Regions from separate parts of the Homo sapiens genome. Here region 2 is linked to region 1. Evidence: chromatin contacts called from ENCODE Hi-C or POLR2A ChIA-PET data. All regions are on one chromosome and are shown on one strand. The core of a region is the stretch at or near the end of the contact, and the rest is flanking DNA. Distances in the headings are between cores, read along the strand shown. Region 1 holds the start of SNX6 (sorting nexin 6). Region 2 has its middle 36 kb from the start of SNX6.

Evidence for each region. Hi-C counts contacts between places; a loop is a spot of excess contacts on that map. ChIA-PET counts read pairs that join two places held with the same protein, here RNA polymerase II (POLR2A). Pooled maps may share reads with other maps.
Region 2: a map of endothelial cell of umbilical vein shows a loop between it and region 1 (2.2-fold over the local background). The contact joins the enhancer-like site here to the promoter of SNX6 in region 1. A Hi-C loop is called at or near these places in 6 of 168 maps with a recorded cell type or tissue (CD4-positive, alpha-beta memory T cell, Caco-2, dorsolateral prefrontal cortex and 3 more) and 17 of 50 pooled maps. POLR2A ChIA-PET finds 5 or more read pairs at or near these places in 17 of 52 experiments (A549, AG04449, AG04450 and 12 more).

The regions. Positions count from the first base shown.
Region 1 is chr14:34,627,132-34,633,697 of GRCh38, forward strand. SNX6 (sorting nexin 6) reads right to left here and starts at 3,017. Exons shown (of 14, transcript NM_152233.4): 1 at 2,980-3,017; 2 at 2,776-2,823. The coding sequence starts at 2,985. RefSeq lists a silencer at 2,771-3,120 and an enhancer at 3,291-3,340.
Region 2 is chr14:34,662,936-34,669,501 of GRCh38, forward strand. No RefSeq gene overlaps it. Among named protein-coding and RNA genes, the nearest start is that of SNX6, 36 kb to the left of the region's middle. Within about 2 kb of position 3,301, at least 2 of the 41 ENCODE cell types and tissues checked have a DNase peak (open chromatin) inside an H3K27ac peak, as active enhancers do; they include CD4-positive, alpha-beta T cell and endothelial cell of umbilical vein, where a contact is called at or near this core.

The sequences.
Region 1 (6,566 bases), core at 1,767-4,266:
ACCAAGCTTGCCTAAGTTTAAAAAAAAATTGTTGGCCAGGCGCGGTGGCTCACGCCTGTAATCCCAGCACTTTGGGAGGCAGAGGCGGGCGGATCACGAGGTCAGGAGATCGAGACCATCCTGGCTAACACGGTGAAACCCCGTCTCTACTAAAAATACAAAAAAATTAGCCAGGTGCGGTGGCGGGCGCCTGTAGTCCCAGCTACTCAGGAGGCTGAGGCAGGACAATGGCGTGAATCCGGGAGGCGGAGCTTGCAGTGAGCCAAGATAGCACCACTGCAGTCGGGCCTTCGGCCTGGGCGAAAGAGCGAGACTCCGTTTCAAAAAAAAAAAAAATTGTTTTTTCTTTTTTTTCTTTTTTTGAGATGGAGTTTTGCTCTTGTTGCCCAGGCTGGAGTGCAATGGTGCAATCTCAGCTCACTGCAACCTCCACCTCCCAGGTTCCAGTGAATGAATCCAGTGATTCTCCTGCCTCAGCCTCTGAAGTAACTGGAATTACAGGCATGCGCCACCATGCCCAGCTAATTTTTGTATTTTTAGTAGAGACAGGGTTTCACCATGTTGGTCAGGCTGGTCTCGAACTCCTGACCTCAGGTGATCCACTCACTTCGGCCTCCCAAAGTGCTGGGATTACAGGCGTGAGCCACCGTGCCTGGTCTTAAAATTTTTAGGTACAGATGAGGTCTTGCTATGTTGCCCAGGCTGATCTTGAATTCCTGCCTTAAACAATCCTCTTGCCTCGGCCTCCCAAAATGCTGGGATTAAAGGTGTGAGCCATTGTGCCTGGCCGAAACTAAAAATCTTACCAACAACTAGTAATTCTATATGATGCTTTTGCTCTAACCTGAAATTCTAAATAATGCCTTTGTTTACACTGAGAAATTAATTTATAAAAGTATGCAGCACCTTCTCCATCTTTCTTACTATTTAAAAGCTCGGCTGGGCACAGTGACTCACGCCTATAATCGCAGGAGGATCACTTAGGCCCAGGAGTTTGACACTGGCCTGGGCAACATGGTGAGACCCTGTCTCTATAAAAACAAACAGGCCGGGCGTGGTGGCTCACGCCTATAATCCCAGCACTTTGGGAGGCCGGGGTGGGTAGATCACGAGGTCTGGAAATCGAGACCATCCTGGCTAACATGATGAAACCCCGTCTCTACTAAAAATACAAAAAATTAGCCGGGCGTGGTGGCGGGCGCCTGTAGTCCCAGCTACTCGGGAGGCTGAGGCAGGAGAATGGCGTGAACCCGGGAGGCGGAGCTTGCAGTGAGCCAAGATAGCGCTACTGCACTCCAGTCTGGGTGACAGAGCAAGACTCCGTCTCAAAAAGCCAACAAACAAAAACCCAGCTAGGCATGGTGGCCCGTGCCAGTAGTCCCAGCTACTTGGGAGGCTGAGGTGGGAGGATCACTTAAGCCCAGGAGGTCAAGGCTGCAGTGAGCTATAACCATGCCACTGCACTCCAGCCTGGGCAACAAAGGGAGATACTGTCTCATAAAACCAAATAAATAAATAAAAGTTTTATAAAAGTCATCAGTTCATACTAACTACCTCATCTGTTATTACAAACAGCAATAACATCCCACAATATTTTATCACCTACCAAATATGCACTAACAGATGTCTCTCTCACATTAAAACGGATAAGAAAAAGCAAAAGGGAAAACTGAAGTGCAGGCTGTGAAATGTGAAGGAACCATGGAACCTTGCTGAATGGTAATTATCATATATCAACATTTTCCAAGTGCTCACTTGTACAAGGGACTATAAAGATTACCACCCTTCAGCCAAGGAAAAAGGGGGTGGAGAGTGGGGTGGGAGGGAGGAATCAGAGCCCGGAAGGCTCTTTCTGAAGTAGAATGCAACTAACCTCAGAACACCAAGGGCAGAATGGAGGTTATCAAAGGCCTGGCGGAGTGTGTATGTGGGGGGTGAGTGGGTGGAGCGTCGATGTTGGTCAAAGGGTACATACTTGAAATTTGCTTAGATCTCAAATGTTCTCACACAAAAAAAAATGGTAACTAGGTGAGGTGATGGATATGTCAGGTTGATTTTGGTACTCATTTCACAATGTATTCGTGTATTAAAATATAATGTATACCTTAAGTATATACAATTATCAACAGTATTTGTCAATATACCTCAAAGAAGCTAAGGGGGAATAAAACACCAAGGAAATCCTGCCAAAGACAGGATTTGTTGGATATTAGAAAAAGTAAAGATACCATGGGCTACCTGCACTTTGCATAATCTAGTAGGGCACTGGACAGGAGTTGATTCGGCTACTATAAAAATCCTTGCAAAATGGTAATGTAGACTACACCTGTACTATTTGAGAGAGACAGAAGGGTGGGCGGGAGCAAGTTCGAGATGTCCACACCGGGTGAAAATTGAGGGTGCCGCTGGGAAGGTCCGAGAATGGGTTTTCATGGCCCCAAAGTGTCGAGGGAGGGTGGGGGCGTTCCATCTCCCGCCTCCATTTCCACTTCGCCACCTGCACCCCGCCCCGCGTGGGAGTGGAGGTCCACCAGAAGGCCCGAACAGCGGCGGGGGACAAGAAAGCGGCCGCGGGTCCCCGGGAATCGGAGCCGAGCGGCCCCTAGGGAGGAAGGGCTGCGGGAGGGTGGGGCGCGGTGCAGCGAGGAAACCGAAAGGAGGACTACGGGGAGGGAGTGCCGCGCGGCTGGGGACCCATCCCCGTACCACACCCGGGGACCCAGGATGGGGAAGGAGGGTCCAGGGTCCCGCGAGCGAAAGGAAGGCAGAACTTACTCCGCGGTCCTCTTCTGAGAGGAAGTCCGGGCCGTCGTCCAGGCCTTCCTGTGGGGTCGGCGGGCACGGCGCGCCGGGGAAAAGGATGAGATGGGGGAGACACAAAGGGAGACATTAGTGACAGGCTGGCGCGGTCCCCGCGCCCGCCCCGCGCCCGCTGCCCCCACCGCGCTCCCGGGACTCGGCGCCGCGGAGAACACCCACCATCATGGCTGCTCCGAGGCGAGGGCCGGCGCAGGCGCGCATCTCCCTGCTGCCGGAGGGAGCCGGCGGCCAGGAGCGGGGCGGGGCGGGGCGGAGGCGAAGGGGCGGGGCCTAAGGACGGCCCGCCCCGTCCCCGGCGCTGGTCGCTCGAGTCCGTGAGCGAGGAAGGTTAACAGGGCCTTCTGCCCAAGGTCAAGGCACCGAAGTCGGGAGAGCCTGAAGACCCAGACCTCATGGCTGGGGGCACCTCGCAGCTGGCGGGCTCTGACCAGGGAAGGGCCAAAGGCCACCCAGGGAGCTCTCCAGTTCCCCTGCCCCGAGGGCTCCAGCGAAAAACGATGCAGGCGCCCTCCGGAAGCCATAATACATCATCTGGTCTTTGTATTATGCCACACGATAATTAATCACAATTAATATCATTTTGCCTATGGAAGTTGCTGGAAACAAGGACCTTCACACAGTCGGTAATCAGGGACTATAATCAAGCTTTTACCGCTGGCGAGGTAATAACTACCTCAGAGTTTGGGGCACTAATGGTTGCGAACTATAAAAATGAGCTGTTTTCATTACAAAAATATTCCTTTCCTTTGTTAGAAGAAATTTCCCCACACCTACTCTAACTGTCCAGGTGGTTAGCATCACACGGGATCCACAGGCATTTCAAATAACGGGAGAAAATCATACTTAATCCTAGAATCTACACGTTCCTGAGCTTGCATTCAGTTAAGGAAAGGCATCTTCAGATGTTCAGACCAGAAACCCTTAACCCATTGAAATCCGTACTCTAGGGGCCGGGCGCTGTGGCTCACGTCTCTAATTCCAGCACTTTGGGAGGCCAAGGCGGGCGGATCACCTGAGGTCAGGAGTTTGAGACCATCCTGGCTAACATGGTGAAACCCCGTCTCTACTAAAAATACAAAAATTAGCCGGGCGTGGTGGCGCGTGCCTGTAATCTCAGCTACTTGGGAGGCTGAAGCAAAAGAATCGCTTGAACCTGGAAGGCAGAGGTTGCAGTGAGCCGAGATTGCACCACTGCACTCCAGCCTGGGCAACAGAGCAAGACTCTGTCTCAAAAAAAGAAAGAAATAAATCCTTATCTCCCTTACTCCTCATATCCAACCAAATCCTATGGCTTCTACAATTGATTGTCCTTCATACCTCTTTTTTTTTTTTTTTTGAGACAGAGTCTCGCTCTGTCGCCCAGGCTGGAGTGCAGTGGTGCGATCTCGGCTCACTGTAAGCTCCACCTCCAGGGTTCACGCCATTCTCCTGCCTCAGCCTCCCGAGTAGCTGGGACTACAGGTGTGTGCCACCACACCCGGCTAATTTTTTTGTATTTTTAGTAGGACAGGATTTCACCATGTTAGCCAGGAAGGTCTTGATCTCCTGACCTCATGATCCGCCCGCCTCGACCTCCCAAAGTGCTGGGATTACAGGTGTGAGCCACTGCGCCCAGCCCATACCTCTTTAATTAGTCCAATTTTTCCAGTTCTCACAGCAATTACCATCAACTCTCGTCTACACCTTTGCAATACTCTCCTGACTCCACTATTTTCCATCACTTTATCCTATTTTACACACTGCTGCCAGTTTTCCTCCTAAAACACAGATATTGATGATTATGCTACTACCCTGTTCAGTAATCTTTACAAGCCCCCATTACATAACGATTCAATTCCTCAGCCTACGATTTCAAGCCTTCTACATTTGAATCCCTCTCTACTCTGCCAGGCCCTCCATCCTATTTTATTGAAGTGAAGCTCTCAAAACAATATTAAACTTAACTGATATTTTGGCCGGACGCAGTGGCTCACACCTGTAATCCCAGCACTTTGGGAGGCCAAGGGGGGCAGATCATCTGAGGTCAGGAGTTCAAGACGAGCCTGGCCAACATGGTGAAACCTCATCTCTACTAAAAATACAAAAATTAGCTGGGTGAGGTGGTGCGCACCTGTAATCCCAGCTACTCGGGAGGCCAAGGCAGGAGAATTGCTTGAACTCGGGAGGCAGAGGTTGCAGTGAGCCAAGATCATGCCACCACACTCCAGCCTGGGTGACAGAGACTGCGTCTCAAAAAGAAAATAATAAATAAAAATTAAAAATTTAAAAAAACCACTTAACTGATATTTTCATAAGAACTTCTTGTAGCTTTCATTTTGTATGTAAGGAGAACTGAAGTATAGAGAGGTTAAGTTACTGCTCCAACAAAGGTTACTCTACGAAATGGGGGGCGGGGAAGGGACTTTATTTTTTGTCTTTTGTTTCTTGTTTCCCAGCGCATTGTGGTGACTACTAAAGTAGTCTTTTTCACTGGGAGTCATGAGGCATCATGTGGTGTCATTGTAGTGTGATGAAGTGTCGGGAGGAATGTTCCAGTAATTTGTTACCTACTAAAAGTGCCACTATTTCCTATTGGTTTGTTTTTAGATTAAAGGTAATGTCTGCAAAGCTCTTCCTAGGTGGAGAGAGAGGAGTGGAGCCACAATAAATGAGAGGGATTTACATACAACTGATAGGAAGGCCAAGTGCGTCCTTGTGGACAAAGGTTGAGAAGTGCCACAGAGAACCACCTGAAATGCCTCCTATCATTAACCAAGAGTTTTAAATTTCAGCATTTAAATAAAGTCCAGCCTGGGCGTGGTGACTCACCCCTGTAATCCTAGCACATTGGGAGGCTGAGGTGGGAAGACTGCTTGAGCCTAGGTGTTGAAGACCAGCCTGGGCAACATGGCAAAACCCTATCTCTACAAAAAATACAAAAATTAGCCGGGTATGGTGGCACACACCTGTGGTCCCTGCTACTTGGGAGGCTGAGGTGAGAGGATCACTTGATCCCAGGGAGGCTGAGGCTGCAGTGAGCCATATCGAACCACTGCACTCCAGCCTGGGCAACAGAGTGAGACCCTATCTAAAAAAAAAAAGAAAAAAATATTAAACAAAGTCCAGAAACATTGTAATTCCCAAATGCCAAAACTTTAAAATCATTAGTTATGAAAAAAAGAGGTAGGATCTAAAATATAAGCAACTCAACTAAAATTATCAACAAAGGCATGGTAATTACTGCAGCCATAATTCATAGCTGAAAACTCACATGAGTACAGAACCCAATCTTGAAACGATAAACTTGTTAATTAATATCAGCGCTTTCCTTTCTGAGCAAAGGTCTCCAGCTATATTTTGTGAATGATAAAAAGGAATTGTCAGTAACTGATTCTAACAACTGTCAAAAGGCCAAGTTATAGAAATTAAGGAATTTCAGAAGAAAAGAAGTTAAGAAAAGTTTACATGACAGATTTTTCTGCTACTGATAAAATAAAGAAGATATTAAAGGTGAACCACTCTTCTAATATTTGTAACCAAATAATCAATTTTTCATTTTGTTTTGATAGATTTCTATGAAATTATCTACTTCTATACAAATGTAATGAACTAATTATGCTGAATTGCTGTCTGATTACTTAATAGATTTAGCTAAAGTAAAATGTTGATTGTGAATAGTTAATAGTGTGCTTCAAAAACAAATGTATTGAAAGATTTTAGAGAAGAGTAAAATTTTAGAGAATAATGAATGTTATTTTTAAATTTTA
Region 2 (6,566 bases), core at 2,051-4,550, 36 kb after region 1:
ACTGGTGCTCTGTCCAATTTTTTTGGTCTTTTCCTCTGTGTGTTTCATTCTGGATACTACGCCTTCAAATTCACCTCCAAATATTTTCTTCTTCAGGGCATAATTTGCAGTAATCCCATCTAGTGTATTTTTTATCTTAAATATGGTATTTTTCCATTTCCACAAGTTTGATTTGAGTCTTTTTAATATTTTCCATGTTTCTAATTAATATTCTCATACTTTCTTCTACCATTTTGAACCTACAGAGTATATGATAGCTGTTTCAATGTCCTCGTTTAATATGATATTTCTCTCATTTGTTCAATTTATGGATTTATATTGCTTTATTTTTCTCTTCAGTATTGGTTATATTTTTCTTCTTCTTTTAATAGTTGATTGGATGTCAGACATTATAAATTTTACCTTATTGGGTGCTGGATTTTTTTTTTTTTTTTGTATTTCGATATCCCTTTAAATATTTTTTAGCTTTGTTTTTGTTTTGGTACACACCCTTCTTCAAATCTTCGGCTTTCTCTCTCTTCCTCCACCTGTCTCCCCAGGGCTCATCTCTATAAGTTCCAGATGCCTTTGTTTTTTCAAATTCTTAGTTCTGGCTCCTTAACTCAGGGAGACCTCAGGGCTTCGAGACTCTACCCTGGTTCTCTGCTCTGTGCTGCTACCTGGAAACTCTCCCCAGGCAGTAAGAGAAGACAACTGTGAGGCTCATCTCTTTTGTTTCCTTTCAGGGATCACTGTCCCACGCTACCTGTTGTCCAATGTCTGAAACTGTTGTTTCAGATTTTTTTTCAGTTTAAGTTTTTTTTTTTTTTTTTTTTTTTTTTGAGATGGAGTCTCTCTCACCCTGTTGCCCAGGCTGGAGTGCAGTGGCGCAATCTCGGCTCACTGCAAGCTCCGCCTCCCGGGTTCACGCCTTTCTCCTGCCTCAGCCTCCCGAGTAGCTGGGACTACAAGGCACCCACCCCCATGCCCGGCTAATGTTTTTGTATTTTTATTAGAGACGGGGTTTCACAGTGTTTGCCAGGATGGTCTCGATCTCCTGACCTCGTGATCCGCCCGCCTCGGTCTCCCAAAGTGCTGGGATTACAGGCGTGAGCCACGGTGCCCGGCCCAGTATAATTTATTGAATAATCTTTGTCTCCCTTCCTGAATTAAAATGCAGCCATATAGCAAATTACCATATATTCTTGGGTCTATTTAACAGAATGCTGTATTAATTTTTTTTTTTTTTTTTTTTTTTTGAGACGGAGTCTTGCTCTGTCTCCCAGGCTGGAGTGCAGTGGGGCGATCTCGGCTCACTGCAAACTCCGCCTCCCAGGTTCACGCCTTTCTCCTGCCTCAGCCTCCCCAGTAGCTGGGACTACAGGCGCCCGCCACCAGCCTGGCTAATTTTTTGTATTTTTAGTAGAGACAGGGTTTCACCGTGTTAGCCAGGATGGTCTTGATCTCCTGATCTCGTGATCTGCCTGCCTCGGCCTCCCAAAATGCTGGGATTACAGGTGTGATCCACCGCACCCGACCCAGTTTAAAAAATTTAAAGGCAACATGGCAAATTTTTCTTTTCTTTTTTTTTTTCTTTTGAGACGGACTCTTGCTCTTTTGCCCAGGCTGGAGTGCAGTGGCACGATCTCGGCTCCCTGCAACCTCCACTCACGGGTTCAAGTGATTCTTCCACCTCAGCCTCCCTAGTAGCTGGGATTATAGGCGCCTGCCACCATGCCTGGCTAATTTTTGTATTTTTAGTAGAGACGGGGTTTTGCCATGTTGGCCAGGCTGGTCTCAAACTCCTGACCTCAGGTGATCGGCCCACCTCAGCCTCCTAAAGTGTTAGGATTACAGGCGTGAGCCACTGCGCCCAGCCAAGATGGCAAATCTCATTCCCCTTGCTCCGTTATGGCAGAAAGCAGAAGTCCCAGGAGCCATATTCCAGTTACAGATATGTTACTTTTACCCCTGAGCAAGTTAGTTAATCTCTCAGACCTTACTACCTCAAATGATTTTAAATGATATTTATACATGTGTAATACATATGTCAGCTTCATAGAGGTTCCCAAGTCCTTTGGAACTCAAATAACATTTGGTTCAAATACCCGTCCCATTTTCTCAGAGGATACTCTGGGGTTTAGTTTCCTTTTGGCGTTCTCTGGTTCTGAAATCTTGCTTCCAGCAATGCTAAAGCTCCGGTGCTCTGTGTCACCTTGTCCTCTCACTGGCACTGGAGACTGCCTCAATCTCTTCTCTGTGAAGCACCACTATCCAGAGTGTATTATTGTTGAAGGAAGAGAGCCACAGAAGGGGATGACATTCTGGGGCAGACTGACCTAATCTGGATTTTAACATTTCTTAACTTAAAAATTCCTGGTCCATTCCCATTTATGGAGAAATCATTCTGTGTCTCTTCCATTCAGGCTGTAGCCTCTAGGCATTGTGCTGGGTCCCTCTTAGGGTCACTACAGGTCCTTATAGTGCCTTTGTGCACATTTAGAAAAAGGTACCCTAGGCCGGGCACTGAGGCTTATGCCTGTAATTCCAGCACTTTAGGAGGCTGAGGTGAAAGGATCAGCTGAGGTCAGGAGTTCGAGACCAGCCTGGGCAACATGGCGAAACCCTGTCTCTACTAAAAATGCAACTATTAGCCTGGCGTGGTGGTGGGTGCCTGTAATCCCAGCTACTTGAGGTAGGAGAATTACTTGAACCCGGGAGGTAGAGGTTGCAGTGGCTGGGTAACAGAGCAAGGCTCTGTCTCAAAAGAAAAAAGAAATGGGCACTACATTCAGGAGGCCTCACAACAGATGGCCAGATTGCAGCCCCAGTGCCTCCTCACCTGGCTGACTTACTTGTCTCAATCCCTCAGATTCTAATTTATTTCTTATAGAGTAGTTTACTCTTTCTTTACTTGCCCCAAGCCATCAAACTTATTCCCAAAGGGTCTCATTTTTATAATTAATTTTTAAAATGTGCTCCTAAACCATAATAGTTCTAACTAGCACTGGGATCAGTTTTGATTTTTTCTTCCCCTGCTAAATGTACACCATGATGATGGCAGTAGTGAGGAAGACAATGACAACAATCCTTAAGCCAATATGTTTAAGTTATTACATGAAGAAAGACAATGCCCTTTTCCAGGAAAATAAATGGTCTTTTCTTTGACATGTAAGAGATTTCTTGTTATACCCCTATTCACTACAGAATAGAAACTAGAGTTTCTAAAGTACTTTAAGCTCTCAAAAATAAAAATGCTTAACTCTGCAGATGCATTTGATAAATGTATCTGTATGGCAGCAAGCCAGCAAGTTCCTGAACGACAACAGGATGTAAGCTCAGCTTTATGAAGCATATTTATTGTCAGAGTCATCACATTCTCTAACAGACCATGGGGAAGTAAGAGACATGGGCCGCAATTTTGACATCATATGTTTCTGCAATTTAAAAATGCACCAACAGCATTTGGGAGAAACAAAAAAGGCAGGATGTTAAATGTTCACACCAACTATAAGTTACATACTCATTTCAGAATTTTAAAGTGAGAACAATAAAAACATATCATGGAAGCAGAGAGCGTATCTACTTTTTGTTTAGGTCCTCTACAGCACATTTCTCTATATCTTGAAGAAAAAGTCATTTTGCTAATATTGTTGCTAAATAAATGCACAGTAGTCTTTAAAATAGACTTTGAAAAGGCACCATTCCTATTAGGTTGGTATAAAGATGAAATGAAATAATACATGTAAAATGCTTAGTGTAATGCTTGAAGCATAATACTGTTGACTACTCCACAGAAATTCAGAAGGAATCACAAAGAGAAGACTAGGGGATTATTTATTCCTGGTATTACTCAATCCAATTCAACAAATATTTAATGATCATCAACTTTATTTTTATTTTTATTTTTTTGAGATGGAGTCTCACTCTGTTGCCCAGGCTGGAGTGCAGTGGTGTGATTTCAGCTTACTGCAACCTCTGCCTCCTGGGTTCAAGCAATTATCGTGCCTCAGCCTCCCAAGTAGATGGGATTACAGGTTTGCGCCGTCGTGCCCGGCTAACTTTTGTATATTTAGTAGAGACGGGGTTTCACCATGCTGGCCAGGCTCGTCTCGAACTCCTGACTCCAGGTGATCCACCTGCCTTGGCCTCCCAAAGAGCTGGGATTACAGGCGTGAGCAACCACGTCCAGTTGATCGTCAACTTTATGCTAAGAATTGGGCTGGAAGCAGGTATAGGAGGAAATAGAAAAGAATGCTGTGGCCAGGCAAAGTGGCTCACATCTGTAATCCTAACATTTTAGGAGGCTGAGACCAGAGGATTGCTTCAGCACACAAGTTTGAGACCAGCCTGGGCAACCGAATGAGAACCTTCTCTATAAAAAATTAAAACAAAAATAAATTAGCCTGGTGTGGTAGCATGCACCTGTTGTCCCAGCTACCCAGGACACTGAGGCAGGAGGATTGTTTGAGCCCGGGAGTTTGAGTCTATGATTGCACTACTGCACTCCAGCCTGGGTGGCAGACTGAGATCCCATCTCTCTAAAAAAAAAAAGCCGGGCACGGTGGCTCACGCCTTGTAATCTCAGCACTTTGGGAAGCCGAGGCGGGCAGATCATGAGGTCACGAGATCGAGACCATCCTGGCTAACACGGTGAAACCCTGTCTCTACCAAAAATACAAAAAATTAGCCGGGCATGGCAGCATGTGCCGGTACTCCCAGCTACTTGGGAGGCTGAGGCAGGAGAATGGCGTGAACCCAGGAGGCGGAGCTTGCAGTGAGCCGAGATGGCGCCACCGCACTCCAGCATGGGTGACAGCGCAAGACTCCGTCTCAAAAAAAAAAAAACAAAAACGGTATGTTTATCTTGTTTTAGGAGGAGAGAGCAGAGGACAAATATTGGATATATTTAATTTTATTAACTAAATGTTAAGTTTAAATATTGACAATGTCACACTTGAATTACTGAATATGTTTAATTTTATGAAGTATGTTATGTTGCTCTAAATATGCATATTTAGTTTAATGTGTATTGTTTTATGTAGATGACTTAGAGATAATTTTGTATTTGTCAGTAATCCTAACCACAGAATGTTATAGTTTTCAGTGGCACTAACACTTTCTTCTCTAAGAACATTAAAATAAATGAGCCAACTGGAATAGTGCCATCACCTCTAATTATTGGGTCTTAGGAGTAAATAGATCAATTAAGAACTATGCCTTACTTCTAAAATAGCAATCTTAGAGATGTGCTAGGACGTGACAGGTCCTTGTTCCTGATGACAAGGGTGAATGGCCTTGTAGGTCTCTTTAAGGAGATTGCATGTTAGCCTAGGTTTTGTAATAGCCAGTCTCCAAGATGGCCCTCAGTGATCCTTGCCTGTTGGTATTCGTGCCCTTGTGTAATTTCCTCCCACACTGAATTAGGGTTGGCCCTCTGTGACCAATAGAATACAGCAGAAGTGATGGTGGGCCTTCCAAGGCTGTCATAAAATCCACTGATGCTTCTGCTTTGGTCTCTGGGACCATTCTGGGAAAAGCCAGCTACAATCCTATGGGGACCCTGAGTAACCCTTGTAGGAAGGCCCATATGGAGAAGAAGGAAGGTGCACAACCAACAGCCAGCACCACTTTGCCAGTCCTGTGAATTAGTCAGCTTGGAAGTGAATCCTTCAGCCCCACTCAAGCCTTGAGATGACTGCAGCCCTGGCCAAATCCGATTGCATCCTTCTCAGAGCAAGAACTTCCAGGCCAAACTCTTCCAAATTTCCTGACCCACAGAAACCATGAGAAATAAAATGATTATTGTTTTTCTAACTCACTAAGTTTTAGAATAACATGTTATTGATACAGAAGGTATGGAAGTGATGTGACTCATTCAAGGAATTTTTGTTTTGTTTTGTTTTGTTTTTTATTTATTATTATTATTTTTTTGACAGGGTCTCACTCCTGTCGCCCAGGCTGGAGTGCAATGGTGCAATTATGGCTCACTGCAACTTCGACTTCCTGGGCTCAGGTGATTCTGCCACTTCTGCCTCTCAAGTAGCTGGGAACACAGGTGCACACAACCACCCTTGGCTAATTTTTAAATTTTTTGTTGAGATGGAGTCTTGCTATGTTGCCAGGGCTGGTCTCGACCTCCTGGGCTCCAGTGATCCTCCTGCCATGGCCTCCCAAAGTGCTGGGATTACAGACATGAGACATTGCAGCCAGCCATAGACCTGCATTTAGAAACAACTCTGCCTGAGGCCAGGCATGATGGCTCACGCCTGTAATCCCAGCACTTTGGGAGGATGAGGCGAGAGGATCACTTGAGGTCGGGAGTTCAAGACCAGCCTGGCCAGCATGGTGAAACCCTGTTTCTACTGAAAACACAAAGATTAGCTGGGCGTGGTGGTTCATACCTGTAGTCCCAGCTACTCAGGAGACCGAGGCAGGAGAATTGCTTGAACCCAGGAGGCAGAGGTTGCAGTGAGCCAAGATCGAATCACTGCACGCAGCCTGAGTGACAGAGCAAGAATCCCATCTCAAAAAAAAAAAAGTATATATATATAAAATATGTATATTATATATATACACACACATAT